Regions from separate parts of the Homo sapiens genome. Here region 2 is linked to region 1. The links are chromatin loops, found by intact Hi-C in ENCODE. Cell type or tissue: HCT116. All regions are shown on one strand. Links, peaks and the distances in the headings refer to the core of each region. The heading gives the core; the rest is flanking DNA.

The links. A loop is a pair of places that touch in the nucleus more often than their neighbours do. Peaks named below come from ENCODE experiments on the same cell type or tissue, not always from the same donor. Only the 100,000 strongest peaks of a DNase experiment are listed, where the experiment ranks them.
Region 2: it touches region 1 in a loop (8-fold over the local background); 22 of 110 quality-filtered maps call a loop at or near these places.

Annotation. Positions count from the first base shown.
Region 1 is chr2:191,208,871-191,225,163 of GRCh38, reverse strand. No RefSeq gene overlaps it. Among named protein-coding and RNA genes, the nearest start is that of MYO1B, 28 kb to the left of the region's middle. RefSeq lists an enhancer at 4,210-4,379. In HCT116, for the core only: a CTCF peak has its summit at 6,683 (motif pointing left); DNase peaks (open chromatin) are centred at 6,663 and 7,403; H3K27ac peaks cover 1,071 bases.
Region 2 is chr2:191,512,019-191,528,311 of GRCh38, reverse strand. LOC107985833 (a long non-coding RNA gene) reads right to left here and starts at 11,720. Exons shown (of 3, transcript XR_001739229.1): 1 at 11,649-11,720; 2 at 5,399-5,487. In HCT116, for the core only: a CTCF peak has its summit at 6,491 (motif pointing right); a DNase peak (open chromatin) is centred at 6,491.

The DNA.
Region 1 (16,293 bases), core at 3,173-11,172:
TCAGCACTTTACAAATACTGTCCTACTTTGCTCTCACAGCAACTCCATAAAGTAGGTGTTATTATTACTGTTTCACAGATGAGGAAATGGGTTCAGAAAGGCTAAATAATTTGTCCAAGGTCACATAGCTGGCTGGCAGGGCTGGAATTAGACTTCAGCTGTTTAAATCCAAAATCTATGTTCTTAATCATAACACTACTCTTCTTCCCTTAAATATTACATATAAATAATAATATATATTATTTTATTAAAATAATGAATATATTATTGTATACAGATAGCACAAATATTTGGGAGCACTGAAGGACTAGCTGGCTAATTCTGCCTGAGGGACTATAGGAGATCGTCAGTGAGGATGTGACATTTGAGTTAATCAACAGAACTATTTTCATGGATATATCACGGATCAGATTCAAGTATATATTTTATTTGGTTTCCCTCCCTACCCAGCTGCCAGAAACCTGAATTTCAACCTTTTTTAATTGCAATACATTTTCAAGTTTATTTCACCTGTGTACTATATTTGGTCATGGTATACACTTGGTCAGTGAAACTCTAATAATAACATCTTCCCATTTTCAGGAGAAAATGAAAATCACACACACAGACACACACACACTCATTCACTGTAGTATATCAGGGATTTCTTTAAATAACAAATTCCAATAGATCATGATACACTTTTATGAGGCATATATAATGATATACACCAAAATGTTAACATTGATTATTTCTAATTTTACAGGTTCTGAGTTTATGGGTACAATTGTTTACTTCTATATTTTGCAAGTGTTCTCAATTAAACATTTATCACTTTTGCAATCAGATTATCCATGTATTTCAAAACAGGCAACAAAACCTCCTAGGTGTTGTCCTAAACTCAATGCATGTTCAATGCAATCAGCTACAACTTGTCTACATCTCCAATAACAAGTTCCCTGAGGACAAGGACTACATCCCCAGGAAGAGGTAGAAGTAAGACCTTGCCTGTGGTGGTGCTTGACAATATTTATTTCTTAATGTGAAAAATGAATACTTGGGGAAAACTGTACAACTTATAAATGAAATCAGAGCTGAGAAACCCTTGAACTGATGTTCTAGTTAATAATGTATAAACAAAACAATTATTCACATCCTATTCCATAGGATTTCTCTCAAAATGTGTCTTGTTATGTACAAAGTGCTTAGTAGAAAGAAAAGAGGGCTACTCTGGAGCCTTGAATATCTTGCAGTCTAGCTCTGGAGACCAGACATGAATGCAGGAAAAAATAACTAGCAATATGTGTGTAGAATGTTAATCTCTGTCCACAGACTCAAGTGGGCAAGAAATATGAGTCCATTTCTAATTTTAAAAAGGTGCATTTCTTTAATACAGAAAATAGTGAATGTCTACAATTCATATCAGGTTTAGATTCATCTGAGTGGCAGAAATGTAATCCTAGGCAATTTAAAGACCTCCCTCTCTCTTTTTCCATGGTGTCAGGCCTAAGTTTGAGGGGATCAAATGCTAGGAAAAATAGACAGGTATCCAAGTTGGCATCTACTGAGATCTGTTGTCCCATTGGCCTGCAGGGATTGAACTACTCAGACTGCTGCTTGGATGGGCCTTGCACCCATCCAAAGGGCTCCTTCTGGTCCAGTGACTGTCCTTGCTGACAAAGTTCTTCCTGAGGCCCCAGCATGTCACTGGGCCTGGGGTGGGGTTTGAGGGGCTATCCAAGGGCCTTCAGCAATTCTGTGTTCTTCATGAGCATACAGGAATCATTCCCTAGATGCACATCAAGTTGGGCTGGGGGCACTCTGTGAGGCAGCCTCAGGCCCATGCATCTAGACAAACTCCATAGCCACACCCCATAGCCATTTCTATTCTGACATCTTGAAGCCTCTTCAAGCTCTCTGTGCAACTAGGGGCAGCAATCTCTACTTCCCTCCTGAGATTACTGTTGTCTCCCAGCCAAAACAAACCAGCAGCTCATGGTTTTTATTTCCCCTCTGATAGTCAGGGACACTTACTACTCTTGACCCATCAAATGATCCTTTGCAGTGGGAAATCTTGTTCCTGCGTCATTGCGTATCCTCTCAAATCTACTAACTTCTCCTGAGAATGCCTTGTTCCCTGTAGGCTTTATATATTTGAACTCAAGTCAGAGAAACACTTCTTTTTTTTCTCTGAGCCAGTGGATGGCCCATCGTCTAGCTGCAAAATGGAAGAAAGGCCATAGGGTTACAAGAAAATACACACAAAATCCTCAGCTAGTAGGTTAAGCCATCTTGATACCAATGAATGTTCAATATACTCACAGAAGAGATGGGCAGGTCTAGACTTGAGACAGGCTCGGGCCTGCTGAGAAACTGACCTTCTCTTCACTTAGTCTGGCAGCCAATACTCAGAAAGTGCAGGGGTTGCTCTGCACTCACTGCTTGTGTACAGGCTTGCATGTGGTTAGAGTTTCCACAATGGTCAGGCAGAAGGAGAGACCGGAATAGAATAAGGCCTCTTGTAATTGTGGAAGAGGCCATCTGGCTCTGGCACAACACTCATTCCGTGGCAGAAACCCCAGGGGAGACTTCAGGGCGTAGCAAACCTCCAAACCTCCAAGATGTGTTCCTTCCTGTTTTCTATCACCATCTCTTTAAATTTTTGTCTTCTTCACTACCTGTTGTATCTGTTCGTGTCCTTCACCCATTATGACATACATGAAAAATGTCACAGAAGCATAAAGTTTAATGAATATATTTTATAAATATTAATATAAATATTAATGTTACTTTTAGTAGGTTCAATTAATGACTTTGGGCAAATTGCTTAACCCCTTTATTTGTCCATTCATTTAACAATTATTTATTAGGCACCTACTATGTGCTAGGTACAGTGCTAGTTGTTGGAAAATAACAAATAGCAAAACCTACATAACTGCTACTCTTCTGGGGCTTATACATTTGTGGGAGAAACACAAAAATATTTTTTTAAAAATCACGCAAACACAAATAACTTATAATGATTGCTGTGAAGGAAAAGTTCATGGAGCCACTCTGAGGGAAAAGGAGGCTCTTTTTGAGGCAGTGACATTAAGCTGATACCTAAAGACTGAAGGTTGAGTAGGGGTTAACTTGATAAAGCTTTTGTGCTAGGTGAGGGCGTTAGTATTTTAGGCCAAGAAAACAGCCCTTGAAAAGACCAGTGACTGGAAAGAAGCATCATGAGGCGAGGCCAGAAGGAATGAGCAGGCGTTATAGACCATGTTAAGGATTTAAAAAATCTTTTTCCACAGAGCAACTGGAAAGTTTTATATGTAAGCATGACATATCCAGACTTGCATTTTAAGAGATAACTGGTTGCCGCGTCATCATTTCTCCTTCATTTCAGCCACCCATTCTTAGAGCCACATCAACATTTCACATCAAGAACTCAGAAATCTTAGTCTCTGGACACAACCTCCTATTCCATGGTTGTAGCAATTACTCCAGGAGTTCTGGTTCTTTAAGTTTATTGACACCTCCAGTAGCTTCCTCACTCTATTGTCTAATACTCGTCAGTCCCTGATCCCTTCACTTTTCTCTCTATCTAGCTAAGATCCTGTGGCCATCACTTAAACCACTCTCATTAATATCCGAAATTACCTTGTCCCAGTATTGTTTCTATGACATCCACCCAGAAGAACTCTGTATTATCCATTTTCACATTGCTAAAAAGATACTACCCGAGACTGGGTAATTCATAAAGGAAAGAAGTTTAATTGACTCACAGTTCCACCTGGCTGGGGAAGCCTCAGGAAACCTACAGTCATGGCGGAAGGGGAAGCAGGCACCTTCTTCACAAGGCAGCAGGAGAGAGAGGAGTGAAAAGCCCAGGGGAAATTGCCATTTATAAAACCATCAGGTCTCATGAGAACTCCCTCACTATCACGAGAACAGCATGGGGGAAACCACTCCCACAATCCAATCACCTCCCTCCAGGTCTCTCCCTCAACACCTGGGGATTGCAATTTAAGATGAGATTTGGGTGGGGACACAAAGCCTAACCATATCAAATCCAGTATGTAGCAGAGCATCTGGCACAGAGCAGACACACAATAAAAATGTGTCAGTGAATGAATCCAACTATATTCAGCATTTATCATCATCATTTTCTCACGTTACATTTAGCCTTTCAACTCATTGCAATCTGGCTTCTGCCTTTAGTGTTCCGTAGAAACTGATCTTGCTAAGGTCACCAATGGCCTCCTTGTCCCCAAGACCAAGAATATGTTTTAGTTCTCATCATCTTTGACTTTTCAGGAGCTTTCAATACCATTGACCACTTCCTCTTTCTTTATTATTTTTGGGGGAGGGCACTGAGCCTTCTGATTTTGCTCTTGCACCTCTGACTATTCTTTCTGTTTTCATTACTGAGTATTGATCCCTCATCTCTACTAATGTAGAAAATGGTGAGGTTCCCTAGAGTTGTGACCCAGGACATCTTCTTTTCTCACTCTTCACTTTCTCCCTAGAAGGTCTCATCATGCTTCAATTTATAGCTATGGTGACAACTCCTAAATCTACTGAAACAACCCCAGTCTCCTTTCGAGCTCCATACATAGAAGTACTTTCTTAACAGTTTCTCTTGAATATGTCTTTGGCTTCAAACTCATCCTATCCTGAAATGAGCACATTAACTTAAATTTCCAAAACTGCTATTTCTCCAATGTTCTCTGGGTCTTGGGAAATGGTAATACCATCAACACTCTTGTTTAAGTCAGATACCTAGATTCCTCCCTTCCACACATCTAATCAACAAATCTTGTCAAGTCCACATGCCTTAAGAGTCTCTCAAAGCCATTTACTTCCTGCCACACTGGTTCAGGCTACCATCATAATCAGGCTGAAATAATACAAAAGGTTTTGCCTTGGACGCTCTCAATACAGTCTTACCTCACCAAACTAGCCTCTTTATCTCCTCATTTCAGTCATAATGATCTTTTCTTTTAATGTTTTTAGAGACAGGGTCTCATTCTGTCACCCAGGCTGAAATGCAGTGGCATGACGATAACTCATTGCAGCCTCAAACATCTGGGCTCAAACGATCCTCTCACTTCAGCCCCCCACCCCAAATAGCTGGGACTACAGGCATGTGGCACCACACCCAGCTAATTTAAAAAAAAATTGTGGAGATAGGTTCTCATCATGTTGCCCAGGCTGGTCTTGAACTCCTGGCCTCAAGCTATACTCCCACCGCAGCCTCCCAAGTTGCATAATGACCTCTTGAAAAGTGCAGTTCTTAGAGTAACAGCATCTGATGTCACTTTTCCATTTAAAACCCTTTAATACTTCCTCCTGCCCAGTAAGTAACCTCTCCATCTGCCAGCCTCTCTGTCCCACTTTTTCTCCCCTTCAGGTACACTGGACTTTTCTCAGGTATTTGATTTTAGCAGGCTTTTTTCCACTTTAAGACCTGTGCAAATGCCAGTTCTTTTGCCTGGAATGCTTACCCACTTTCTTTTTGCTTCATTACCTGATTCTCTACAACCACTTCCTCTTGGAAGCCTTCCCTAACCCCCCATACTAGGTTAGGTCCATCTACTTTACATTCCTTTGTACATTTGTAATTGTTTACTTTTATGTCATTATTTATTTATCTTCCCTGCTACATTATATGCTTAATGGGAGTGGGGATAGGACCTGTCTTGCTCATCTTTGCAGCAAAAGCACCTAGAGAAGTGACTAAACTGGCTCACTGGAGAGGCTAAATCAATATTTCTTGCTCTTATGAGTAATCTACATCTAGTAAATAGTCATAGCTTTACTTTACCATTTAAAACTGAAACTTGGTAGGGTGCAGTGGTTCATGCCTATAATCCCAGCAATTTGGGAGGCTGAGGTGGGAAGATCACTTGAGGCCAGGAGTTCAAGACCAGCCTGGGCAACATAGCAAGACCCCATCTCTACAAAAAATAAAAATTAGCCATGTGTGGTGGTTCATGCTTATAGTTCTGGCTACTTGGGAGGCTGAGGTGGGAGGATCACTTGAGCCCAGGAGTTCAAGGCTACAGTGAGCTATGATTGTGCCACTGCAGTCTAGCCCAGGTAACAGAGTGAGACCCCCATCTCTAGAAAATAAAAAAACAATAACAACAAAAAAGCCTGAAACTCAAGTTCATCTCTTTGATCATATATTCTGAGCCAAGTAAAATTTTAATTGCATTTTAATGCCCAGCTACTAAAGGGTCACATAATTAATTCCATTTCATAGAACATTTATCTGGGCCCTCTGTGAGCAGAGAGGACTGTTAAACCAGGCAATTGAAAATGAAGTAGGTATAGTGATTGTCCCCATTTCACACATGAGGATCTTGGAGCACAGAAAGGTTAAGTAACTTGCCCAAGTCATACAACTAGTGACTGGTAGGCCTAGGATTTGAAGAAACCTGTATTTGAATTTGGATTTGAAACAGAACCCTACATCCATCAACTACACCGTACTGCTATGCAGCTGAGAACTTCCTCTCCTTTATAGCAAAATAGGCAGGATGCACTTGTGGGTGTCTGACAGCTCCTCAACTCACCCTGGATAAAAAGCTGTAGGCCCAGGAAACTAAAGGTCAGTACTTGAATCTTTTTGCCAAGGGTGCTGACAACACAATCAGAAGTGTTTCCCCCTCAACTTCTGCCCCTCATCTAGAGGGATGAGTGCCACCTGGTGGACATAGTTTTGCGCTATCTTAACTCCTCCACAATACGACGTATTTAACTGTGAATGTAGCTCCAACATAAACATCCACGTAGGAATGAACTAAATAGACTGTTATGCATTGATAAACTTAGGCACTGTGATGGGCTTCTGAGGGATGAATTCCTCTTTTTTTCTCTTTCTGTTTGCATTTAATTTTTGTTGAGTCTACAATGAAGTTTAATTAAAAACAAATAGAAGGGACTTTTTTTGTCATCGCCATTCAGCACCTTTGTCTTTTTTAACACTAAGAGAGGAAACTTATAAGCAAGTAGACTTAAATTATCTGCCATGTTTTCTTTATTTGTAAAATGGGCTGGTAGTGAGGGACTGTATAAAATGATGGGACAGTGCCCAGGACACAATAAGCATTCAGTAAGTGTTGTCTATTATTTTTATTATCCCACAGAAAAATGGGATTCCTTTCTAGAGGTTAAGACAAAGATAAACATTTCGATTTCTGGGATGCTCCAGCATTATTCCTTTTGAAAACAAAGATAGCACAAGAGAGAAGCTTAAATATTACAACTAGGCATCAAATTATGGATTAAAGTTTTCATTTATTCTACATATATTTCCTGATTCTCTACTGTATGCTAAGACAGGCTGGAAAGCAATGGTGAGGGACAAGGGTTCATCCCCCCAAATAACTTAGAGTCTAGAGACAGATTTTATTTGCCACCAGAGGTGACTAAGCAGTTTTATGGGGAAGGTTAGTGAGAGATGAGGTCACAGTTGTAGTTGGAGAGGTGGAGTTTGTTCCTAGTAGTCGTGGTTAATGCTCCCCCTCCTCCAGAGGCATCCTCCCTTTCCAGGTAATTTACTTTACCACCTAAAATTCCTCTCCTTTTCAACAACTGCCAACTAATACATGCCAAGATATTAACTATTACCTTTTAAGCTATTACTTAGTTACATAATCCTTCAAAAGAGTATCTGGATTTTAAGAGAGGACTCTAGAAGAGTTTCTCACAGTCTGGGCTCCCAATAAAAAGACCACCAAATGTACTTTTTGACCTTAAAATTTTTAGTTAAAAAGTTAGCTCAACAAATACACAAACAAAACCCTCAGGTAATAGGTGAAGCATCTATAACCTGGTCTACAGGATGGTGGCCAAATATTCATTAGAAAAATGAAATTAACAATGAATTTTAGTAAGTGGCACAATTTCATGTACTAGTAGATGTGAAAGGGCTTTAAAAAGGAAAAAAAAACCTATGCAAATACATTATATTATTTTCCCCACTGCATGCATAGTCATGCTTGCAATGCCATGGATATTGAGAGGTTCAATTTGGGACCTTAGGTCCAGATATCATGGTTATAATAAAATTCAAAACCAAACTAAGCTAAACAATCATATAAATGACCAGTCATATAAATCATAGAAGTCATATAAATGACTTCCATAAAAAAAAAAAAACAGGGTTGCTTTTATAAGATAAATACTGCCCAAATTTCTGAAAAGATCTCTCTGGATAAAGCATTGGGTAAAAGATTTAATTATGCCTCTGTTACTTTTCAGTACCAAACAATAGATCACAACTCATAAACAGCTTTCTGTTCTGATTTAAACATTAAAATGGTTTTTTTGTCATTTTTGTCAGCTTATCTGTCTGCTTCGTGTCTTGTCCTTCCCCTCCTCCCCATCAATCATCGGGAGGTTAAAAAATTTTAAAATACAAATAAAATATTCAGAGGAGAAAATGCCAGAGTACAAGTATATATTAAAATAAAATTAATGGCTGGGTGAATAGGGATGCAGAAGAAATATGTGCCAACCCATAAAAGTGGCCACTAAATCCCGAATGCATTATGTCTTGTTAGGATTAGGTCATAGATCTAGGATCAAATAATAGATGCTAAGATCTCATTTTTTAAAATCCTTCAAACCACCAAATCCCTTTCTTCACTAGGCTCCCCACCCCAAGTTTTTGAAAATTTCCACGGGGGAGAATGGGACAACGGAGTCACAACCATCAAGTTCTCTGATCACAGTGACCCACACCCTCCCTCCTTTTTCCAATCAGTTCAGCTTTGGGGGAGATGAATAGATAGAGGACCCTGTTATAAACTGTTTGACATTTCCCCAAATTGCCCAGTCCCTTAGGAAAGCATTGTGGCATTATCAGGGTGCTGAGTACAGAACTTTTACATAATAGGCACTAAATAAATGTTAGTTTAATGGAATTAAATAGTCTAAGAGGCCTACAGCCAAGTGATGATATGCAGAACCACTGGGGCCTGTTTGAATCCCACTACTGCTGAATGATGCTAATTTATCCTAGACATTTTATCTCCTAGCGACTGGGTTTCCTAGTCTGTAAGACAGTTTGTTCAACAACCAGTCTGGTTTGAACTAAAGAAATTGCTCAATTAAATAATGATTTTGGGAAGTGAGAAGAGTATTGACTCTCCAAAGATGGCTTAAATTAACCTGACATTTATTGTATTCCACCTGCATTTTCACAAGTGATCATTTTGTATTTTTTAAACTCCTGCTGTCTAGCTGTTTTTGACCCAGCAAGTTGAACCAGTTTCCAAGTCTAATTGGCAATAACATGAGTGTCCTCTTGGCTGGAGAATGCTTCTTCCAAACCATTCTGCTTTGCTCAAATTGCCCAATCCAGGTCAGCTTGAGGACTTGGGGAGTACCCAGACACCCACTTCTAGTGAGTGACCTTTTTGAGCCAACCATAAATTACAAGTTAATTGCTCTAGTCTCAATAAAACTGGCTAATTCAGTCTCTTGTTTTAAAGTTTAAAATCTCCCTTAATGTAGATAGCATTAAATTAACTGCATTTTGCAGATATTGCCCAAAGTGTTGGGGCTTTCCAAAGTTACTCTGAAAACAGTAGCAATATTGTACAGATTAATTACAGAAATATGGTGAGATTTTTGTTTAAAACTAAATATGGGGAAAAGCTGGGTGTGGTGAGCTTAAAAAACAAATTCAAGACATGGCCTAGGGAGAAAGACTTGTTTTATAGTTAAAAAACCAAGATCTGCATATTGGTTCAGCTGCCTAGTTGGATCATAAAATACCACACCTTGAATACTCTTCAAAAGTACACAAGATGGCTTTTACCTACTAGTCTTTAAAAGTCACCGTGCAGATCTTCTAGGATGAAGACCTATGAGTTGCTTTTCTTTGTTCCCTGGAAAACACAGGGAACCACTAGCACAACAAAGGTCAAAATACAAACTATTTGTGTCAATAAACTAAACAAACACTTTCATATTTCTGCCATAAGAAACATTATAAAGGGCAGTTTCTAAAGGAGCTCTTACTAAATAAAATATATTACTTTAAAATAATTCCTTGATTTCAGCAATTCTGCCTTTGAAATAGATCATAGCCATTCTTCACTTTCCCTGCTTAATCGCTCTCCCCTCCTTAATCTAAATGCTTCAAAACATAGTCTTTTCTAGATTCTAATTCTGACAATCATCTGCAAGGTGTCCCTTCCTCCAGGCTTGCTCCTGTACCCATCTTTTTTTCCACAAGGCTGCCACAAATCAAAATCTAAAATTCAAAACCAAACTAAGCTAAACAATATGCTGTTAGTGGATATATTCATATGAAATAAGACAATTCTTCAAAAAGCAAGGGAACAATGAATACAAAGTATAGGATTGTACTAACCTTTTAGGGGAGACAAGGAGATGACACAGGGAAGAATCATACAAATAAAGCAATGAAATGTTTTCATTCTTAAGTTGGATAATAACGTTCTACTTCTTATACTGAATAATGAGTTTGCAAGTATTCGTTCTACTATTCTGATTCATATATGTGATATCCATCCTTTTAAAAATAATCCAATATTGCCTGATAAACTATTTTAAGTGAAGTGAGTTAAAGTTGATTTTTTAAAGTGTTAAGTAAACATTGGTACAGATATTGTACAAATATGTGAAAGTGGAAATTATATGACCAAAAATTAGGAAAGGTTGGCTTATGGGAACAAATGCATATTTCTTAGACCATAAAAAGTGCAAAGTCTGGTTCAGGTTCACTTTCCCAACAATTTCCTCTCACTGCCATCCTCCCAAACATACCACACAAATCATAATCTTTCATGCCTCTGTGCCTTTGCACATTCTATATCTTCTTACTGAACTATCTATACTTCTCTGTTGAATGGACTCCTACTAATACTAGAAGACCCAGCTTAGACATAACCTTCTCCAAGATACTGACACGCCATACTTACTTCCCTCAGGCAGAGTTATTTCCGCTTTACATTTCCAGGGCATCCTCTTTGTTACCCACCCTTTGTTATTGTACTCTGGCACCATATGTTCACTTTCTGTTTGCTTATCAATCTCTCCATTTAAACAATAAATTCCTTAAAACCGATGCTTACTCAACTTGGCATGTCCAGTATGTAGGACAGAACATGATATTGGGAAGGTGTTTCTCCATAAACAGCTGAGGAACTGATTTCAATTAATAGCCTAAAGTGCATTAATAAGCCCTCCTCTGCTTGAGTTGCACTCATGACCCTCAGCTCACTTAGCCTTCCAAAGAATAATCAGAGTGTGGTCAAAGACAAGTAAACAAGCACATTAAAGAGAAGAAAGATTAAAGAAACAAAATGCCACTGAGCCCAGCATGCTCAATGCTAGAAGCTGCACCAAAGAGGGACTGAAAAAATATCATTGAAACGCACACACTCCCACTCTCCATGGGTAGGTATGCATACAGAAACTACTGGAAACTGCCATCTATAACCTTAGCTTATAGAAACTTTCAGACCCTTAGTGATTGAGGGATACTGGAAATGGGGTAGGGGACTAGCAGAGAAATATAACAGAAGAAAGGGAGAAAAAAATATGAAGGCTTACCACCAATGCAGTGAATAGTCACTCTCCACAGCAATGCAGAGTAAGAGAAGTTGGCATGAGCTTCAGCCACATCAGGAGCATTGACCTTTGAAGCACACATTCAGAGAACAGTGATGCCTGCATTACTAGACTCAATGGATTAGGAAAAAGCAGTGGATTAAGGGAAGATTGTCTTGTAGGCCCTTTTATTTTCCTCCATCATTTATTCAATAATGACTTACTGAGCACTGTTGACAGGCACAGTACAAGTGCTGGAACAGCCTAAAAATTAAGATTTAGTCCTTGCCTTTCATAAACTCACAACCTACTGGGGAGAAAACTTGACATGTACATAAATAATTACAAAACAAATTAGAATGTGATAAATATCCCATGTGAAGCACAAACAAAGAGATTTGGAAACACAGGAGAAAAAGCTAAGTCTTGATTTAAATATATTGACAAGAAAAGGATAGATAAAGGAGGTGACATATTATCTGAATATTGAAGAAGGGATGGAACTTTAACAGAAGTAGAATGACATGAGATGTGCAAGGGAGAAAGAATAGTGTGAGCATGGAGTAAATTCTGAAAACTTAGTTCATAGTACACCCTTATCCTTCTGGAAGAGTTAGTCCAGAAATCGTTGAGTCTGTCCCAAATAACAAATACTCTTATTCTATATAATACCTCTTTATAATACTTAGGGGAATTAGGCCATGACAGAGAAAAATAAAGGTTGTATACCAGCCCCACAATTGTGTGTTGTAGCAAAAATTATATATTGCTAAAGATGTGGGCTTTCAGCATTGTGTGCAATACTAGGAAACACAAATGTGAAATTGCTTTTTAAAAAACTTATTTTGAAAAGGACTTCAGGGGTGTGGGATTGGATTAATGATAATTCATGCTTCATGACAAACTCTTCTTTGGTTAATGTATGGAAACTCTTATTTATTATTTGCTTTTAGTTGGATAGTTATTTTTAATAATGTAATGAAATTTCTGCTTCTGGCAAAAGTGTCATAGTAACTGGTACTGAACTTGCACTCTGACTGTGAGCAACTAGAAAACTGAACATGATGTAGAAAAACAATACCTTCAGATATTGGAAAATAAGCAGCACATGTAAGTGATCCCTGAGGAAAAGAAATCAAATAAAGTGGTCCTATGATCATTCTGGCTTTCTATATGGAGACACACTCTGGACCATGCCACAGGTAGGAGAATCCAAACAAAGTACAAAGATCTCATGAAGTTGAGGAGACAGAAATTGGAAAGAAAACAAAATCCAGACATACAAGAATGTAGAACAAAAATGTCCAGCATCCAATAAAAAATACTAGACATGAGAAGCAGCAGGAAAATTTGGCCTATTCCCAGGGATAAAAGTCACTGGAAACAGAATAATAGTTAATTTCTTGTCAAAACCATGAGCCAGAAGATAACATCTCTAACCTGCTGAAAATCAAAACATAATTTAACATGTTGAAAGCAAAAATATTGTCAACCTAGAGTTCTATACCCAGCAAAAATATATTTCCCAAATGATGGCTATGGCTATAATGAAGTAACAGGGACTGGGTTGCCCTCCTGCATTAAATCACTAAAAAAACAGGCAAATATATATACTTTGATGGTTTTTAGACACTGAACAATAGTCAGGGTAACCTCTGTGATTATTTCAGAACGAGATTCCAGGCCATAGTGTGGGGAGAAAAAGCCCAAACTGAGCCTTGTGGTATGAGACTCCAAATGCAGTCCCCAATGTGAACATTAAAATGATAAGAAGATAAATACAAGATATTTTAGAAATCAAAATTAAACTTCTAGGAGTGAAAACTATAATACATGAAATGCACATTACTGCATGGGATTACTAAGAGACAAGATACTTCAGAAGAAAAGGTTAGTTAATTTGAAGACAGAACTATCCAAAATGAACTACATGGAGAACAAAAAGACTGAAGAAAAAAATAACAGAGTATCATTGATCTGTGGGACAATATCAAGTTTTCTAAAATATATGCAATTGGAATTCCAGAAGGAGAGGAGAGACATGGAGAGACAAAAAAGTTTAGAGAAACAATGACTAAAAAATATAAAATATAGTGAAAAGTATAAACAATCATATTTTAAAATTGCATCAAACACAAGCAGAGTAAACAACAACAACAACAAAAAACTACACAAAGGCACATTATAAAGTTCTGAAAATCACTGACAGAAAACCCTAAAACTTAAAGTATAATAATAATTTTAAAAAAAAGGAAAAAAAGAAAAAAAAAAGAAGAGTAAGCATAGAGGGGAAAGAAGACATGGAAGCACAAAGATAGAAAACAACTGACTCATTGTCAGAAACTACATAAGACTAAGAAAATGATTTGACATCTTTAAAGTACTGAAAGAAAAAGAAAATTGTCAGTGTAAAATTTTATATCCAGAAAATCAGACCAACAAAACCTGAGAGAATTCATCACCAGCAGATAGATGTTCTCTACAAGAACTGTTAAAGGAAGTTTTCTAGGCAGAAGAAAAAAAGAATCCAAGAACAGATGGGATAAATAGACTACAAAGACAAATAAATGTAAAATTATTTTTAAATATTAGTAAACTACATTCAGTCATATTTTAATCATATTTTTAAAAGATAATACATCATGAAAAAGTAGAATTTATACCAGGAATGTAAGTATACTGTAACATTCAAGAATCAATAAATGCAATTCACCACATAAGTGTATTAAAAAACAAACCATATGGCTGTCCCAATAGATACAGAAAAGGCATTTGAAAAAGTTCACCTTCGGGCCATGATAAATATAGTCAGCAAACTAGGAATAGAAGGGAACTTCCTCAAATTGATGAGGGCCATCTACAAAGAACCTATAGATAACATCATTCATAATGGTGAAAAACTGAATACTTTCCCACTAAGATTGGAAACAAGGTAAAGGTGTCCATTGTTACCATTTCTAATTAATATCATAATGGAGGTCCTAGCCAATGTAATAAGGGAAGAAAAGAAAATCAGAGGGCTACAGAATATCAAAGGAAGATGGTAAAACACACATGCACAATAACTGTCTGCATAGAAAACCCTAAGGTGCCTAAAAAAATGATATAAGGATTATATTATAAGGCTACAGTTACTAAGATAAGTTTGTATTTGTGAAGGGACAGACAAATTAACCAGTGGAATAAAGAGCCTAGAAACATCCCTCCACGTGAATCAAAATTTGATGATGGCAGAAGTAGTATATCAGGTCAGTAGGAAAATAAAAATATGCAAAAAAGTGATATTATATTCCTACTCTTACCACATACAAAAATCAACTCAAGATGGATTAAGGACTTAAATTTGAAAAATAAAACCTTAAAATTCATATTAGAAAATATAAATAAATATGATTTAGTCCTTAGGATAGGGAAAGATATGCAAGATTATTCAAAAATGTCTGCTACAAACATTGATCAGTTGTATTAAAATTAATATATTTTGTTTATCAAAAGATATCTTAAAATAAAAAGAAAAATGTCAAATTGAGAAAAGATACTTGCAATAGACACATTATTAGTATCAAGAATACATAGATTCTACCAATCGACAAGAAAAAATACACAAAATAAGAAAAAGAAATGATAATAAAAGACATTTATCAGAAAAGGAAACAAATACAAACATACAAACATATGTTTAGTATCATTAGTGATGAGAGAAATACCAATCAAGAATGCAATAAGATACCATTTTATACCTATTTGATTGGCAAAAATACAAAATAAATGTTATATTTTCAAGCAATAAGAGTCTAATGTATTCCAGTTTGGCTGAAGGGTAGTATGTGTTTTACATAATAATCTTATAACAGCAGTTTGAGGCTAACCCATAGAGAATATTAAATGCTATTAAGTTGTGTAATTCCAAGTACCTGAGGTTGTAAGATAACCTCTGGATATTCAGATTCTCTCGTTGAAATGGAAAGTACTTTTCCCCAAAGTGGTGATCTATGACTTAGCTCTTCAAGGCATCTTCTCTATTCTCTTTACAAACCACTGGTCACATGTTTTATCTTACAGAATGTAAAGCATGAAAGAAATGCTCCAGTTTTTATATAACTTTTTATTTTGGCATGCAACAATCAGTATTTCAACTTAAAGGAATGAGGAAGATGGGGATTACAGACATTTTGGTAAGTGGAAGAAATTTTTATTTTTTTGTTTCAATAAAACAGACACCTTTATTGACTGAATGAAACTCTTGACATCTCTCAAATGCTTGGAAAACCACATAGGAAATAATGGATTAGATTTCATATTTAGATAAAAAATGTGTTTAAGGGCTTAAATTATAGAAAGGGTAGCTGTGATTAAACAGTATCTGTGTGAATAAAAATGCCATCTGATATTACAAAATATATACATTTTTTTCAAAGCCCCTTCATATACTTTTTTGTATTGAAAAAAATTCCATAAGGTAGGGTAAATATTATTATTCCCATTTGCTGAGTGAGATATGAGGGATAAAGACTAAATGACTTAGCCTGAACTGGATGGCCTCTTAATGGTAAAGCTAGGATTAAAACTCAATTATCCTGATTCAGAGTCCCATCTTATTCTTTCTCTCCTCTCTTCTCACCTCTCTCTGTTCTTCCTTCCTTCTTCTCACCTTTCTTTTCTATTCTTAATATTAACAGCTTTTAAAAATACATATTTATTATTGACAATTTAGAAAAGCATGAAGAAGAAATTAAA
Region 2 (16,293 bases), core at 3,479-11,478, 300 kb before region 1:
ACCACCATGCCCGGCTAATTTTTTGTATTTTTAGTAGATACGGGGTTTCACCATGTTGGCCAGGCTGGCCTCGAACTCCTGACCTCATGATCTGCCTGCCTCGGCCTCCCAGAGTGCTGAGATTACAGGGTGAGCCACCACGCCTGGCCAAGGATGAAAGATTTAATAGATGTTTTTTCAAAGAAGATATAAGTGGCCAATAATCACATGAAAAGATGTTCAATGCCATTACTTATTAGAGAAATGTAAATAAAACCACTATGAGATACCACTAGGATGGCTGAAATTAAAAAGATAATAACAAGTAATGAAGAGTATATGGTGGCTGGGCAAGGTGGCTCATGCCTGTAATCCAAGCACTTTGGGAGGCTGAGGTGGGCGGATCACTTAAGGTCAGGAGTTTGAGACCAGCCTGGCCAACATGGCAAAACCCCATCTCTAGTAAAAATACAAAAATTAGCTGGGCGTGGTGGCATATGCCTGTAATCCCAGCTACTTGGGAGGCTGAGGCAGGAGTATTGCTTGAACCCGGGAGGCAGAGGTTGCAGTGAGCGGAGATCATGGCGTTGCACTCCAGCCTGGGTGGCAAGACCGAAACTCTGTCTCAAAAAAAAAAAAAAAAAAAAGTATGTGGAGAAATTGGACACTCATACATTGCTGATGGGATTGTTAAGAAGATGTAGGCACTCTACCAAACAGTCTGATAGTTCCTATAGTTTTACATGTGACCCAGCAATTCCATGTCTAGAAATGAAATGAAAATACATGTCCACACAAAAACTCATATGTGAATGAATGTTCTTAGCAGCACTATTCATGGTAGCTGAAAATTGGAAACAACTCAAATGTCCATCAACTCAAGAGTGGATAAACAACATGCAGTATGTCAATATGATGGAATAGTACATGGGAATAAAAAGAAATGGAGTACTGATTCATGCTGCAACATGAATGAATCTGGAACACATTATGCTAAGTTCAAAAAGAAGCCAGACAAAAAAGAACATATATAATTTTATTTATATGAAGTGTTCAAAATAGGCAAATCCATAGAGACAATAAGGAGATTAGTAGTTGCCAAGGGCTGAGGGGAAGGGCAAATAAGAAGCGACTGCTAAGGGGTACTTTTTGGGGTGATGAAAACGTTCTGGAATTAGAGAGTGGTGATGGGTGTGTCACTTTGTGAATATATTAAAACCACTGAATTGTACAATTTAAAGGGGTAGATTGTGTAGTATGTAAATAAAGTTGTTATTTAAAAACAAAACAAAAACACATTTATGTTCAGGAAAGAGGGTGCGCTGATCACAATCCCTCTTAGCAGAAATGGTCAAAGAGATGGATGGCATCATTGTGTGGTGCTACCAGCCAACAGTATCTTCCAAATAACCTTCTTTGCTCTGAATCTGAATGTAATCTGGTTTCCCATTTAGGTTTTCTCACAAAAAATACACTTTTTATCAGTGTAAAAGTACACTTTTTATCAGCATTTTAGTTCCCTTTTATTCATGCATTTGATACATATCTTTGGGCCTCCAGTGTGCCGTGCACTGCAATATGCACATGGTATAGAGCAGTGAGTAAGACAGACATGGTCCCTGAGCTCACTATTCTCAAAGTGTAGTGGGAGGCACATAAAAAGGAAACAAACAAGGAAATAGTGTTATTTTTCATTATTTAGTGTCTCAAAACAACTTCTCTCCCTACCCAAAACCCTACCCTGACCTCACATAAGTTATTATATCTACATAATCCGTGTATCTCTGTATAATAATCTATGTATACAATCATATATATCAATATAGATACATATATAGTCTATTAATTGAGATAATATCTGTAAGCACTTAGACTATGCCAGGCACAGAGTAAGTGGTCAGTGACTATTATGATGACGGTCATTGTATGATTTTCTCCCAAAGAAGTGTTTGTATGAATGGTGTTGTGAGTAAAGATGACTTTAGGTCTTGGTTAGTCTGGTCTCCCTGGAGGGAGGGAGCCTCCTGGTGTCAGTCATCACAGAAAGAGGAAGGTGTCTGTTAGGTAACTGGGTATGTCTTAGGCAGGGGTGGTGGTGTTGCAGGGGACACCTTTGCTCTCTCCCCACTCTGTCCCTTGACCTCACTCTTTCAGGCCTGGATTTCAAGGTTTTTAACTTGTGTTTCCACAATCTAGTTGCTCTGAATCCTTGAGGGAGCTTTCATTTTTTTTTCTGAAAAATTTTTTTCCATAGGTTATTGGGGTACAGATGGTATTTGGTTACATAAGTAAGTTCTTCAGTGGTGATTTGTGAGATTTTGGTACACCCATCACCCACGGAATATACACTGTATCCCATTTGTAGTCTTTTATAGTCCCCCTTCCACCCTTGCCCCCAAGTCCCCAAAGTCCGTTGTATCATTCTTATACTTTTGCATCCTCATAGCTTAGCTCCCACATAACAGCAAGAAGATACGATGTTTGGTTTTTCCATTCCTGAGTTACCTCACTTAGAATAATCGTCTCTTGGCCAGGCGCGGAGGCTCACGCCTGTAATCCTAGCACTTTGGGAGGCTGAGGCAGGTAGATCAACTGAGGTCAGGAATTCGAGACCAGCCTGGCCAACATGGCGAAACCCCATCTCTACTAAAAAATATAAAAATTAGCTGGGCGTGGTGGCACACGCCTGCAATCCCAGCTACTGGGAGGCTGAGGCTGGAGAATCACTTGAATCCAGGAGGCGGAGGTTGCAGTGAGCCAAGACTGTGCCACTGTACTCCAACCTGGGTGACAGAGCGAGACTCTGTCTAAAAAATAAAAAAATAAAAAATAAGAGTCTTTTAGGGAAGCTTTTAAATAAAGATACTTGAACCCAAACCCAGGGGGTTCCTAATACAATAAGCCTGGGGTTAGAGTGCTTAGCGTCCTCCTAAATAGTAAGAGTTAAGGAAAGTTGAACAAAGAGACAGGCCCAGACTGAATCTACACCACATTCCTACTGATGGCTCCAAGCTCAAGCATGCAAACAGTATCTGGCAAGCCACATTATCCAACTCATGTTACTCTCCACAGTGTTGCTAAAGCTAATCAAAGATTGGGGTCCATACCCAGTCTGGCCAGAATAAAGGACTGAGAAGTTACAGCAGTGACAGGGAAGCAGTCAGTGGCCTTCCAGTAGCGAAGGAAGATTCAGGGCTGCCTTTTCCGAAACAGTTAATATCCCACGACTTATCGAGAGGCAGAGGTAGCCACTGAACCGGGGCTTCACATTCATGAAGTAGATTTTTGGGTTTGTAGTCACAGAGACACACTGAGAAGACTGGATATTTAAGCTAAACTACAATTTTTGTAACCTTGAATTGGTGTTTCTTTTTCTCTGACTATATTGAAAGTATTTCTTAAAATGTCTTTATTGTAATACCTAAGTTCTATTCTTTTTATTGTAAGATTGGCTTTCTTGTTTTTATTTCAGTATAGCTGTGTAATTTAGAGCAAATTACTTAACCATTGTGAACTTCAGTTTCTTCATCTATAAAAATGAGAGCAATGATGGCCGGGTGCGGTGGCTCATGCCTGTAATCCCAGCACTTTGGGAGGCCAAGGTGGGAGGATCACCTGAGGTCAGGAGTTCAAGGCCAGCCTGACCAACATGGTGAAACCCCATCTCTACTAAAAATACAAAATTAGCCAGGCATGGTGGCACATGCCTGTAATCCCAGCTACTTGGGAGGCTGAGGCTGGAGAATTGCTTGAACCCGGGAGGCAGAGGTTGCAGTAAGCCAAGATCACACCATTGCACTCCAGCCTGGGCAACAACAGTGAAACTCCATCTCAAAAAAAAAAAAAAAAATAGCAATGATAAAATTGATCACAGGAAGTTGTTGTGAGGATAAAATAAGGTGATAGATTTAAGACACTGAGCCTGGCAGATTATTAAACCCCTAATAAATGGTACCTATTAGGTGGATATTGTGGCTCACATCTGTAGTCCCAGCATTTTGGGAGGCCAAGGCAGGAGAATCACTTGAGGCCAGGAGTTCATGACCAGCCTGGGTAACCACAGTGAGACCTCATCTCTACAAATAATTTTTTAAAAATTAGTCGGGCATGGTAGCATGCAACTGTAGTCCTAGCTATTCAGGAGGCTGAGGCAGGAGGATCACTTGAGCCCAGGAATTCAAGGTTACAGTGAGCTACAGTCACACCACTGCCCTCTAGTCTAGGTGACAGAGTGAGATCCTGTCTCAAAAAAAAAAAAAAAAAAAAAAAAACAAACAAACAAAAACCTATTATTGGTAGTAATAGCAAATTTTTGAGGTAATAGTAACATCAGCAATTGAGCCACAAAATCCAGGATCTGAATCTGTCAAGCTGAGGACCAGACCTCAAGCCACAGTGACTTCATCCATGCCAGTCAGGCAGCAGGCATTGTTCTTAAACTTCTTTGTTGAGTCTTTAGCTAAAGACTTTAGTAAGTTTTTTGTTTGTTTGTTTGTTTGCTTGCTTGTTTGTTTGTTTGAGATGGAGTCTCTCCCTGTCACCCATGCCAGAGTGCAGTGGAGCGATTTCAGCTCACTGCAAACACTGCCTCCCGGGTTCAAATGATTCTCCTGCCTCAGCCTCCTGAGTAGCTGAAATTACAGGCTTAAGACACCACACCCAGCTAATTTTTGTGTTTTTAGTAGAGTCAAGGTTTCACCCTGTTGGCCAGGCTGGCCTCAAACTTCTGAGCTCAAGCTATCTGCCCGCCTCGGCCTCCCAAAGTGCTGGAATTACAGGCATGAGCCACTGCGCCTGACCGGTGTAAGTCCTTTATTTATAAAAAATGAAGCCATTCATATTAGTTCTCACAAATTTCAGAGTAGTCTTTTTTCTAGATATAAGGATGGATGGATGGATGGATGGATGGATGGATGGATGGATGGACAGACAGACAAAAGATAGATAATCAATAGTGGAAAGTTTAAAATATTATAATCTGAATAGTTTTGGTTTACCATGCCAAATTTCACTATCCAGTCCTCCAACAAATGTTTATTGAATGCTTATTACATGCCAGACATTTTGCTAGGTGCAGTGAATTTGATAGTGGGCAAAGCCAGGGATGCCCTCTGCCCTCATGAGACTTCAAAAACAGAACATCCCAGTGTAATTTTCAGGGCTGTAATATATTGAGGCAGTGACCTGTATGATGCATTCATTTTTCAGTGTTTAAATCCTTTAAGGTCCTCCAAGAACCAGCATCAAATGATTGCTAGTCCTAATTTTCCTGGGCATAAATCACTCCAAGCGTAAATTTCCCATGTTTTGGAGATCACGTGTCCAGGTTTTGCTGGGTGTCGTTCATCAGTGCCCTGCGGTGGGAAATTTATAAAACCATATTCTGGGTCACAGACTCCTCGTGTCAACAATCACTTACAAGGTCATTTAGGCCACCCTCATGCTCCATGAGGGAATGCTCCCATTATGTCTGAAAGTGTTCTTCCAGCTTCAGATAAATACGTTTACCTGCAAAAAAAAAATCATTGCTCTCAAAAAGTAGCTTTTCCCTGACGGCATCATGCTAATTACTTGGAATGACTTTCCCTCAGTGAACATATTGTCATAAAATGATAAATTCCCTGAGGCTAACATTTATCATTTTCCAGACCCTGGTCATGGACCTCACCAGGCTTCCTCAGTCAACTCTACTAAACAAATAAAATTAGATTCATGACATTTGAAAAGGCAGCATGATTACAGTCATCACTTAGAAGACAATGGGGCAAAAGACTGCTCAAAAAATTAAAAAACAATGAAATCCACAAGCCCAGACTCCAGCCAATCCAAAAGATTTAAAATGAGACATGTAAGGTATATGTGTGTGTGTGTGTGTGTGTGTGTGTGTATTTATATGTACATATGTATATGTGTGTATATGTGTGTGTGTATATATACACACACACATATATAAATTGTAAACTAAATTGAAACAAAAAACATTAAGAAAATTTTAACTCTGGTTTCAATTTAAATCAAGAGAGAGAAGGTGTTGGAAAAAATGATCAAATTAAAGCAATTGGGAAATATTTGCTAGGATTACAGAATTCCAAAATGAGCACGAAGCCCTGATTCAGGGCCTAATTGCTCCTGATGGCTGCACTAGACCATCACTAAATTCTCCTTTGTCAAAACCTCTAGTGAAGAGTCTTAAGTGAGAAAATGTAGGGGGGAAATGAAGTGAACTCTTTAGTACTGAATGATTTCACTTTAAAAGAAATCTCCATGTGCACTTTTAAAAAGGTAGTCTGTATCCTGTCAGCATAAATATATGTTCTATAAACCTGCAGTTTGTATTATTAGAAAGCACTGAGCTTAGTTTTTATCAAGTCATTTGAATTTTTTATCCATTTACTCACAATCTTGATAGGGCAGACAATTATTAGACCAAACACAAAGTTAAACGGACCTTCCTAAGTGCAAGAAGCTATTAACTTTTTGCATTTGATCTTGGGTTCTCATTTTAACATGCAATGTAGACATTTAAACACCAGAGGACAGTGTGTGAATGAAAACAAAGTTCAATTGCTATTCATCTAATTCAATTCATTTACTTACTACATCAAAGTAAAATCTTAATTTTAAGTGCTTTTCCCCCCAAAGACATTTTATGTCATTTCATGCTTCAGAAATTAAAAGTAGAGGTTGATAGAAATGTGAATCATGAGACCAACTAATCAAGTTAATTTGAATCATAATGGAAATTAGAAAGATTAATTTCATAAGCAATCATTAATAATGGAAGCTCTCATGTACGAATAATCAAAGCTTTAAGTATTATATGGTAATTAATTCATTACTATGGGTTACATATTTTAAAATAGCTCAAATCTTCCTTGCTTTGGTGTGCTTTTTAATAGCAATCCTTAGGGAAGAAAAGTTAAAAGGTTTCTTTATGAAAGTTTTCTGTATGTGTTTCTTAATGGGCAAGCAAGAAAGTTGAATTAAATTCTACAATAAATAGGCTTGCTCATTTGGTAACAGGCCTTCTTCAACCATAGAAGAAGTCAATTGTCAGACCTTTGTGAAAGAGTAGAAGATTGTGCTATTGACAAAGAAATAGCCTAAGGTGGAAGATTAATTATATAATTTTGTTGTCCAACATTGCAACTAGTATTTTGTTTACATTTAATTTCATTTAAAAAGGCATTTGACTTGGGGCTTGATTTGGAAAGTGGTCTTGTATGCTGTCACCATTTACATCAGTACGCATTCAAACGTTCACTGAATAGTCACATTTCTCATTTGCAATGCCCCTATACTTTTCCCACATTCAAATTTATATGCAAAATACTTGTTATTATGAGTCGTCTACGCAAAAATCAGGCACAAATGGACTTAGAATGTACTTTTAAATATTACCTCTTCTTGTCTTAAGGAATGTTTCAGTATTATCATTAAAGAATTATGAAAACTGTTAGTATATTGTTTCTTATGATAACATAATCTCTAGAATACAATGGATTCCTATCATATTAAGACATATCTTCTGTATAAACCTTCTCATATATATATATCTCTTCTCATATATATAACATCTCCTTCTTCCATTTTTCTCAGTTTTCTAGGTGATCTGGATTTGCCCTGGTCTTGATAATACTTTGACTATAATATTTGACTTCCACAATGCTAATTTTATTCATTCCTCTAGCCAACAAGTACTGATGTCCCCCACATTTTTTTTTTTTTTTTTTTGAGAAGGAGTTTTGTTCTTGTTGCCCAGGCTGGAGTGCAATGGCGTGATCTGGGCTCACCGCAACCTCTGCCTCCCGGGTTCAAGCAATTCTCCTGCCTCAGCCTCCTGAGTAGCTGGGATTACAGGCATGCACCACCATGCCTGGCTAATTTTGTATTTTTAGTAGAGACAGGGTTTCTCCACATTGGTCAGGCTGGTCTTGAACTCCTGACCACAGGTGATCCGCCCACCTCACCCTCCCAAAGTGGTGGGATTACAGGGTGAGCCACCGTGCCCGGCCTGGTGTCTCCCACATTCTAGCCACTCTTTCTAGTACTGGAGATACTATGGCAAATAAGGCAGACTAGATCTGGAGAAAGTTCTACAAAGAAGCTTGCAAGGGCTCTGTGCTTCTCTAAGAATCTAAAAGAAGGCTATTACAACTGGCCCACCGAAGTGAATAAAGGAGAAAGTGACAGATGCTGTCAGATACCACAGAGTCTTGGCAGACTGGGTAAGGGGCTTAGAATTTACTCTGACTGTAATAGGAAGCCACTGGAGTTTTTTAAGCAGGGAAATGGTTTGAACTGATTCCCCTTTTAAAGTATCCCTCTGTTTGAACTGATTCCCCTTTTAAAGTATCCCTCTGCCAAGGAGGCAAGTGCAAAGGTAATGGCAGAGATAAAATGGTGGTTGTACTAGGATTGTAGCAGTGGAAATGATGGGAAGCAGGTAGACTCAGTGCATATTTGAAGGTTGGAGTGACAGGGACTTCTTTCTTGATGGGCTAGCCATAGCGTGTGAAGGACAGAGCAGTCAGTGATGGCTACTGGGTTTGCAGCTGAGAAGTCTGCGGGAGAGGCAGGTTTGCTTGGGGTGAGGGGTTGTTTGGGCCATGATAAATTTGAGGTGATTATTAAATATCCAAGTGGAAAAGTTGAGTTGGCAGCTGGATGTAGAATATGAAGCTCAGGCCGGGTGTGGTGGCTCACACCTATAATCACAGCACTTTGGGAGGCTGAGGCGGGCGGATCACCTGAGATCGGGCGTTCCAGACCAGCCTGACCAATATGGAGAAACCCCTTCTCTACTAAAAATACAAAATTAGCCGGGCGTGGTGGCAGGTGCCTATAATCCCAGCTACTCGGGAGGCTGAGGCAGGAGAATTGTTGAGCCCGGCAGGGGGAGGTTGCGGAGAGCCAAGATTGTGCCATTGCACTCCAGCCTGGGCAACAAGAACAAAACTCTGTCTCAAAAAAAAAAAAAGAAAAGAAAAGAAAAGAAATATGAAGCTCAGAGAGGAGGTCGCAGCTAGATGACTAGATATAGAGCCTCATGAAACTTATCAACTAACTGGAAAAGAGAGAGTTAAGCAAATAGTATGAGTAATAGATAATTCTTTTCTAGAAAAGAGAGTACATCTGACACATAAAAAAGAAAAAAAAAGAGCACAATGGGAGGAAAGCCGTATTTAAATTGAAGGATTCAAGACAGCCTCTTTGAGAGTGAAAACTCTGAAGACTTCTTTAGCAGCATTGTATTTAAGAGTTAATGACCTCAGATTACAGACCAGACCTTTACCTGTAAAATGATAATTGCTCAGGGAAATAGATCCCTAATTACATGCACCTTCTAATTCATAGCAGCACCCTAGATCATTTTCCTACCAATTACAAATATCATCCTTCATAAATATTATATGGAGCATATGCTCGCACAATGGACTATGACCAAGTGGCTAAGCCCTGGTTGTCAATTCTTTAATTTTTCTCTTGTTTGTAACTCTTTGTAGAGAAAAGAGGGGAACAACAGCATCAATGAATAAGGAATGATATATATTGAAGTAGCCTGTATCATATGCTTAAACTCTCCCTTCCACACCTCTCAAAATTCCAAGTTTTCTTTTCCATTTTGAATACCCATTATTATCGTAAGTTAAAGCCAGTATCTCAAACTTCATTTTCCAATTTCTCTTTCTTTCTTTCTTTCTTTGAGAGACTTAAGCCAAGTTCTTCCTGTAGTCTGTCAGACTGTTCACAGGTAACAGCACTCTCCTGTGGCACGAATTGCAGAACAGCTTGCTGTAAGTCTCGTCTGTCACATAATTCATTATCAGAATGTTTAATATTTTTCCTCGGGAATAAGAAGTTGTACTTCAGGAAAAAAAATAGAATAACCTCCCAAATAATGGTTCATAATCTTCTTAAAAAGCCAACCTTGGCAAGGCTAACATTGCCATTTTCAAATTGATTTGTTCTACCTAAGCTCCTCGCCCAGAAATTACTGAATACACACACACACACACACACACACACAAGTACAAAAATGTTCCTAAAACAGACTAAATGGTATGCATGTATTTTTAGGTTTTGGTTTATGCTCCCCTTAGATGCTGTCACAGAGGATCTAGTTGAACAATAAAAATATTAGAAATGCAGTTATTTTTACTGAGTTGATTGGAGCAAGCAGTTTGTAGTCTCAGAATGTAGCAAAGCTACCTAGACACTGTCAAGCTGGTAATCAAATACTTTCTTTACTAACATCTTAGTTTCTAAACCATAAAACTTGACTATTAACAGTTTCTTTCATTTCTGTTTCAATGGATTATATCCTATTTGGACTGGATCATTCCCACTGAGCCTCTGACTTCACCCTTTTGTTTGATCTCCAGCCTCCAACCCCCTTCCTGACAATCCTTCTGCCCAACTCGACCAGATTATGCTTCCTAAATTATCTCTTTGATCACGTCACTTTCTTGCTCAAAAATATTGGTGGCTCAGTATTTCTCCATGAAGTCCAAACCACTCAATGTAACACCAGCTGGCATCTCACTTCTCTCATAAACACACCCTGCAGCCCAGCTAAGCAGAGGTATCCACCATTGCTGTGCCTCATTTGAGAAGAACTTCCCCTCCACATCTTTGTTGAAGTTTTAAGCTTCCTTTAAGGTCCAACTTAAATGCTGTCTTCAAGATGATCTCTCTGATCATTAATTCTTCGAAAACAGCTTACACTCTCTGTAGCTATCAGTAGAGGGCTCCCAAAGTGACACCTATTAAGTGCCATGTACTCTTGCATTATGGGTCCTGCATTTGCATCATTGTTTGTTTGTTTTTTAATCTTTCCCACTAGAGTGTAAGGTCCTTACATTGAAGCCAGCCTCTATCTCCTTGTTTATCACTATATACCCATGGTATAGCACAGTATCCAGCACAAAGTAGGTGCTCAATAAATATTTCTTAGCCCAAATTACTAAGTTGTCTGAAACTTTAGTAGTGACATTAATTTTAGCCTGATCTAAAGAAGCACTGTTTTTAGAATATTTACACTGACAGCAAGTCTTCTTACTTCCTCTCTTACTACATTTTTTATTAATTAAAATTTTTGTGGTTTATGCTGTGCATTTTTACGTTTGCTTACTGTTGTCATGTATTCCATGAGAACAAGCAGGCTGTCTGTTTTACTTATGTGTTTATTTATTTATTTTTATTTTATTTTTAGATGGAGTCTCACTCTGTCACCCAGGCTGGAGTGCAGTGGTGCGATCTTGGCTCACTGCAACCTCCACCGCCTGGGTTCAAGCAATTCTCCTGCCTCAGCCTCCCTAGTAGCTGGGATTACAGGCGCACACCACCATGCCAGGTTAGTTTTCGTAGTTTTAGGTGAGATGGGGTTTCACCATGTTGGCCAGGCTGGCCTTGAACTCCTAACCTCAAGTGATCCACCTGTCTCAGCCTCCCAAAGTGCTGGGATTATAGGCGTGAGCCACCGCACCTGGCCTTGTTTTATTTTTAAAAAGAACCATGCTTGACAGGTTTTTAGATTGATCCCCAGCCCTACTGCCCAGTAAACCAATGGTTCAGCAATGGTAACATAGAGACCTTCAGCTTTTCAGCCTAAGGCTTTCTATTTTTACCCGCTACAAGACTTAGCTTGAGCCTTGAGAGGAACTTACCTTAGTTTTCTTAAGGGTCTGTAGCCAATAATGTTATCCATATGTCTTTTTAAAGCCTTAAATGGAATTGATGCAAATTCACTAGTATCCATTTATCTCAGTTCTGCAAAACCAAGTTAGTAGAGCCATGCAGCCAAGGTCATACTGTTTATTCCAGAGACTTATTTCCCCCATGTGCCTTTTCGAGCTCCCACAAAGGACTACTAGTGTTATACTTGCCCAAAGTGAAAGCACAACATGAGATTCTTGTAGTAATCTGTGTTCTCCTCCCTCTCCTTTCCCTTCCCCGCTTGCCATTCCTCCTTCTCTCCCCACCCGCTCAGTCATCAATGAGTTCCGTTCTGTCCCCACTCTAATAACTATAAATGACACCAATGCCCAGCAAGGAGCAAAGGTCAAACAGCTCTCCTGTATTCTTTATTTTTCTACCAAGATTGCAGGATTTATGTGGCAACAAAGAATAAAGAACTGGGCAGCAAATACAAATTTGTAAATTTTAAGAACAGAGAGCTTAAAACACAGTGCCCATCAGAAAAAAATATACATATATTATAATTGTTTCAAGTCTTGAAAAAGAAGTAGTCTTTGCTGTGGTGAGCAGGCAAATAACAACAACAGATTCCTGAGGGAATGTGATAGGCTTTTCCTATGATAGGCTTTGAATCAAATAAGTACAGGTCATGGATTTTCAAATATTTTTCTAGTGTGTCCATTACTTTCCAAAAGGTCCATCTCTCTGCTGTTGCTGTTGCGACAGCTGCCAGGTTCTCCAAGCAGAAGGAGGGAGAGAGGCTCCTGCAGCTTCCCCAGGGCACTCGACCCCTCCACCCACACACCTTCATAAAACATTCAGAAACCTCTCTGCTCAGTTATATGTGCATATACCACTGCACAATAACTGTCCTAACCACATGTTATCCCAAATAACCTCAATGGCACTGTTATGACAGACTACGAACAAGGCATGGGGACTCAGCCAGGATTATGTAATAGGGTTTTGGCCTGTCTTGAAGCCAGGAGTGATTATTTCTACTAATAATAGCTATCATTTATTAAATTCCCACCAGGTGCCAGCTGCTTTATATATGAAATAATGATGAGAGGTGGTAACATTTATTGACTTGCTCATTATATGCTAGGTACTGTTACAGATTTGTAACATGTATTTTCTCATTTAACCCCTACTCCCCCCAACTGCTATATATTAATTTTTTTAGCTATATATTAATTTTTTTATTATATAAAAAAGGGCTATATATTAATTTTTTTAGCATCAGTAAATAGATGAGGAAACTGAGGTGCAAACAGTTTAAATAACCTGCCAAGGTCACACAAGTAGTAAATGCTGGAGCTGGGACATGAAGCCTGGAAGCCCAACTCCAAAACCACACCCTTAACCATCATGTTAAATTATCTTCCTGGTTGAGTTACTTTTAATCCTCATCAAAACTCTACTTTATACCCAGTTCATATGGGAAAACTGAGGCTCACAGTTGTTAATTAATGTAGGTAGTAGCTGGGGTTCTGTTCAGTGTCATGAGACACCAAAGCCTGGGGATGTGGGGTACAGAGCTCTATCACCCCAGGAAGTTCTGTGGCTGTCTAGCCTTGGACAAAGGAGTTAAGTCGCTGAAGTTTTCTTCAAGAGCTTCCACCTTCTATCTTTTCCATGTTTGATCCCCTTTCCATCTCTGAACTCTCCCTGAGGCCCATCGCCCCCTGCCACCACCCCTACCCTCCCGTTATAAAACTCTTCTTTGTCTCCTTCCTGAAGGGGCCTCTATAAGGGAACTCATAAATTAGCCCTTCCTAATTTTTCATGGTATAATATTAGCACTTTAGAGTGCTGACTCTGCTGAAAATGCAAATCTCAGGCCACACAGACATAGTGGTCCTGACTCGGTAGAGCTGGGTGGGGCCCAAGGATCTGCGTTTTTCAGTAAGCACCCCATGATTCAGATGTGGGCAGCCCAGCTTGATTGACTCTAGTGCAGTATGTCCACACCTTCTGACAGAAGATTTGCATCATAGAAAGGGATTTTATGTTGGGGATTTGAGGTCAGGGCAAGTGAGATATTAAAGCAAAAAGACCTTCGGATTTTGTTTTTGTTTGTTTGTTTTGGGTTTTTTCCTTTTTTTTTTTTTTTTTTTTTTTTTTTTTGAGACGAAGTCTCACTCGCCCATGCTGTAGAGCAGTGGTGCAATCTTGGCTCACTGCAACCTCCACTTCCCAGGTTCAAGCGATTCTCCTGCCTCAGCCTCCCAAGTAGCTGGGACTACAGGCATGTGCCACCACGCCAGACTAATTTTTGTATTTTTAGTGGAGATGGGGTTTCACCTTGTTGGCCAGGCTGGTCTCAAACTGCTGACCTCAGGTGATCCGCCCGCCTCGGCCTCCCAAAGTGCTCGAATTACAGGCATGAGCCACCATGCCTGGCAGGCCTTTGGGTTTTGTTTTCCTCTGGCTATCATATTGGTCAGATTTGGGTATATATTTTACTTATGTAAATTTTAAAGTGAAGGCCTTTCAAATACTCTTCTCTTAAATTTAAATAATTGGTCTTTTAAAAAGACAGAATAAAATTTAAAAGTTCCTGTTTATTACCAAAAAGCTTACTAAATAATAACTTTTCCTTTATTTGGTCATTGAATATACGCATATCTCACACGTGAAATAAACAGTGTTGGAGTTCCTTTTATGCTGAAACCAGGCTTCTTTCCAGGTGTTTCAAGGGGTGTGTCCTGAGGAATAATGTATAGTTTTTAAAGACACAATTTGTTTTTTTCTTTTTTCTTTTCTTTTTTTTTTTTTTTTTTTTTTGTGAGTCTCACCCTGTCGCCCAGGCTGGAGTACAATGGCATGATCTCAGCTCACTGCAACCTCCGCCTCCCGGGTTCAGATGATTCTCCTGCCTCAGCCTCCCAAGTAGCTGGGATTACAGGCACCCACCACCATGCCCAGCTAATTTTTGTATTTTTAGTAGAGACGGGGTTTCACCATGTTGGCCAGGCTGGTCTCGAACTCCTGACCTCGTGATCTGCCTGCCTCGGCCTCCCCAAAAGACACAATTTCTTTACCAATACCTTAAAAGTTATGTTTTGAAAGAATTGAGCATTTTTCTCTATAGTATTTCCATGAACTTTCTTCCAACAAGATTCAGCATGAGAAAGTTTAAAATACTAATGATAAGAAAATATATAGAAAGTAGAAAAAATAGAGGATTTTTTTTAAGCTCAGAAGTTTGAACATGAAGCATTTTGAACCATTAGACACCACACAAACAACGAAGAGTCCCACCCCAAGGGGACTTAACAGTTGGCAAAGACAACCATAATGTCATAAATAAATTAAGCTAGAATAAATATGAAGGCATGCCCTACCTCTTTTATTTTAAGTGCAGAGCTTTCTTGCAAAATTCTTATTAGTAATAAATTCCCTTTGCTACCATGGTGACCTTATAGTTTAAAATGTTCAGTTCTTTTTTCCAGCCAACTTAGGATGTGTTCTGAAGGTTTTATCTGAACTTTTTTTCCAGATACTGTACTTTTCTGGTTGGCATTTGCATAGTGATTTGCATAATGTTATTCCTGATAAAGCTCTGGTTCTCTGAAGAAGAAAATTAGCAATTATTATTTTGCCACGGAATGAATGATAGCTCAGAATGTTAGCTACCAACCTCGTTTAAAAACTTTTGAAACAGGGCATAAAAATAATATGAAGACATGTAGGATTAAAAAAATTACCATCTCACCAAGCACGGCACAGGCTGCTCTTGCAGTGATTAAGGGTGTCCACGGAAGGTCTGGAAGGAGGGGTGGAGGGGCCAAGTTGTCAGTTGCTAGAAAGGCAAAAAGAGCAGGCAAATTATTGGGAGCAAACCATTTAATGAAGGCTTTGTTAGCATGTAGGGCTGCCATGCTGTATGACAGCTGGCACTTAAGTGTCTCATTATTAAGGCAACGTAATTCTGTCCATCTGCAAGCTTGGGAAAAGGGCAGTAATGGCTCACTATCACCCAGAGCAACAGTGTCTCTAATTACAATTTTCCATACTGAAAGACACCGCACATACATGCTACCCATACCCGTATAGGCACCCATTGTTGTTTAGAGTAAGAGAGGATGTTTCTTTATCTCAACACTTCTCTTAGATGACTCCACATCTTCTTACAGCCATTAGGGAAGGCCGCTCTTGTTCCTGAGAAAGAAGTGCCCAGCTGCGCTTTCTCTCCAGGGTTATGGTAACAGCGCATCAAGTCACATCATTAACTGGACTGCCACAGAAGACAGGGTGAGGGAGAGGGCTTCCAGCAAAAGCTCATCAGTGTCATCTCACACATCCAAAATATTAAACAACCTTAGCATTTTTTAGTGGGTTGAAAAGGTCAACGGACACAAACACTGATTTATTTATAGGATAATAGCAAAGTCTTTCATAAGATGGCCCTTAAAATTTAAATTTTGTCTTGTAACTGAAGTTATAGGACAGTTAGAACATGAAAATAAATGAAAAGGAAAAAAACTCTACTTCTACTACCCAGAGACAAACAATACCCTTATGACATCCTTTTATTCTATGTGATATATATATATATACACACATACATATTTGTTAGATATCTACCCATATATGCCATGATACTGA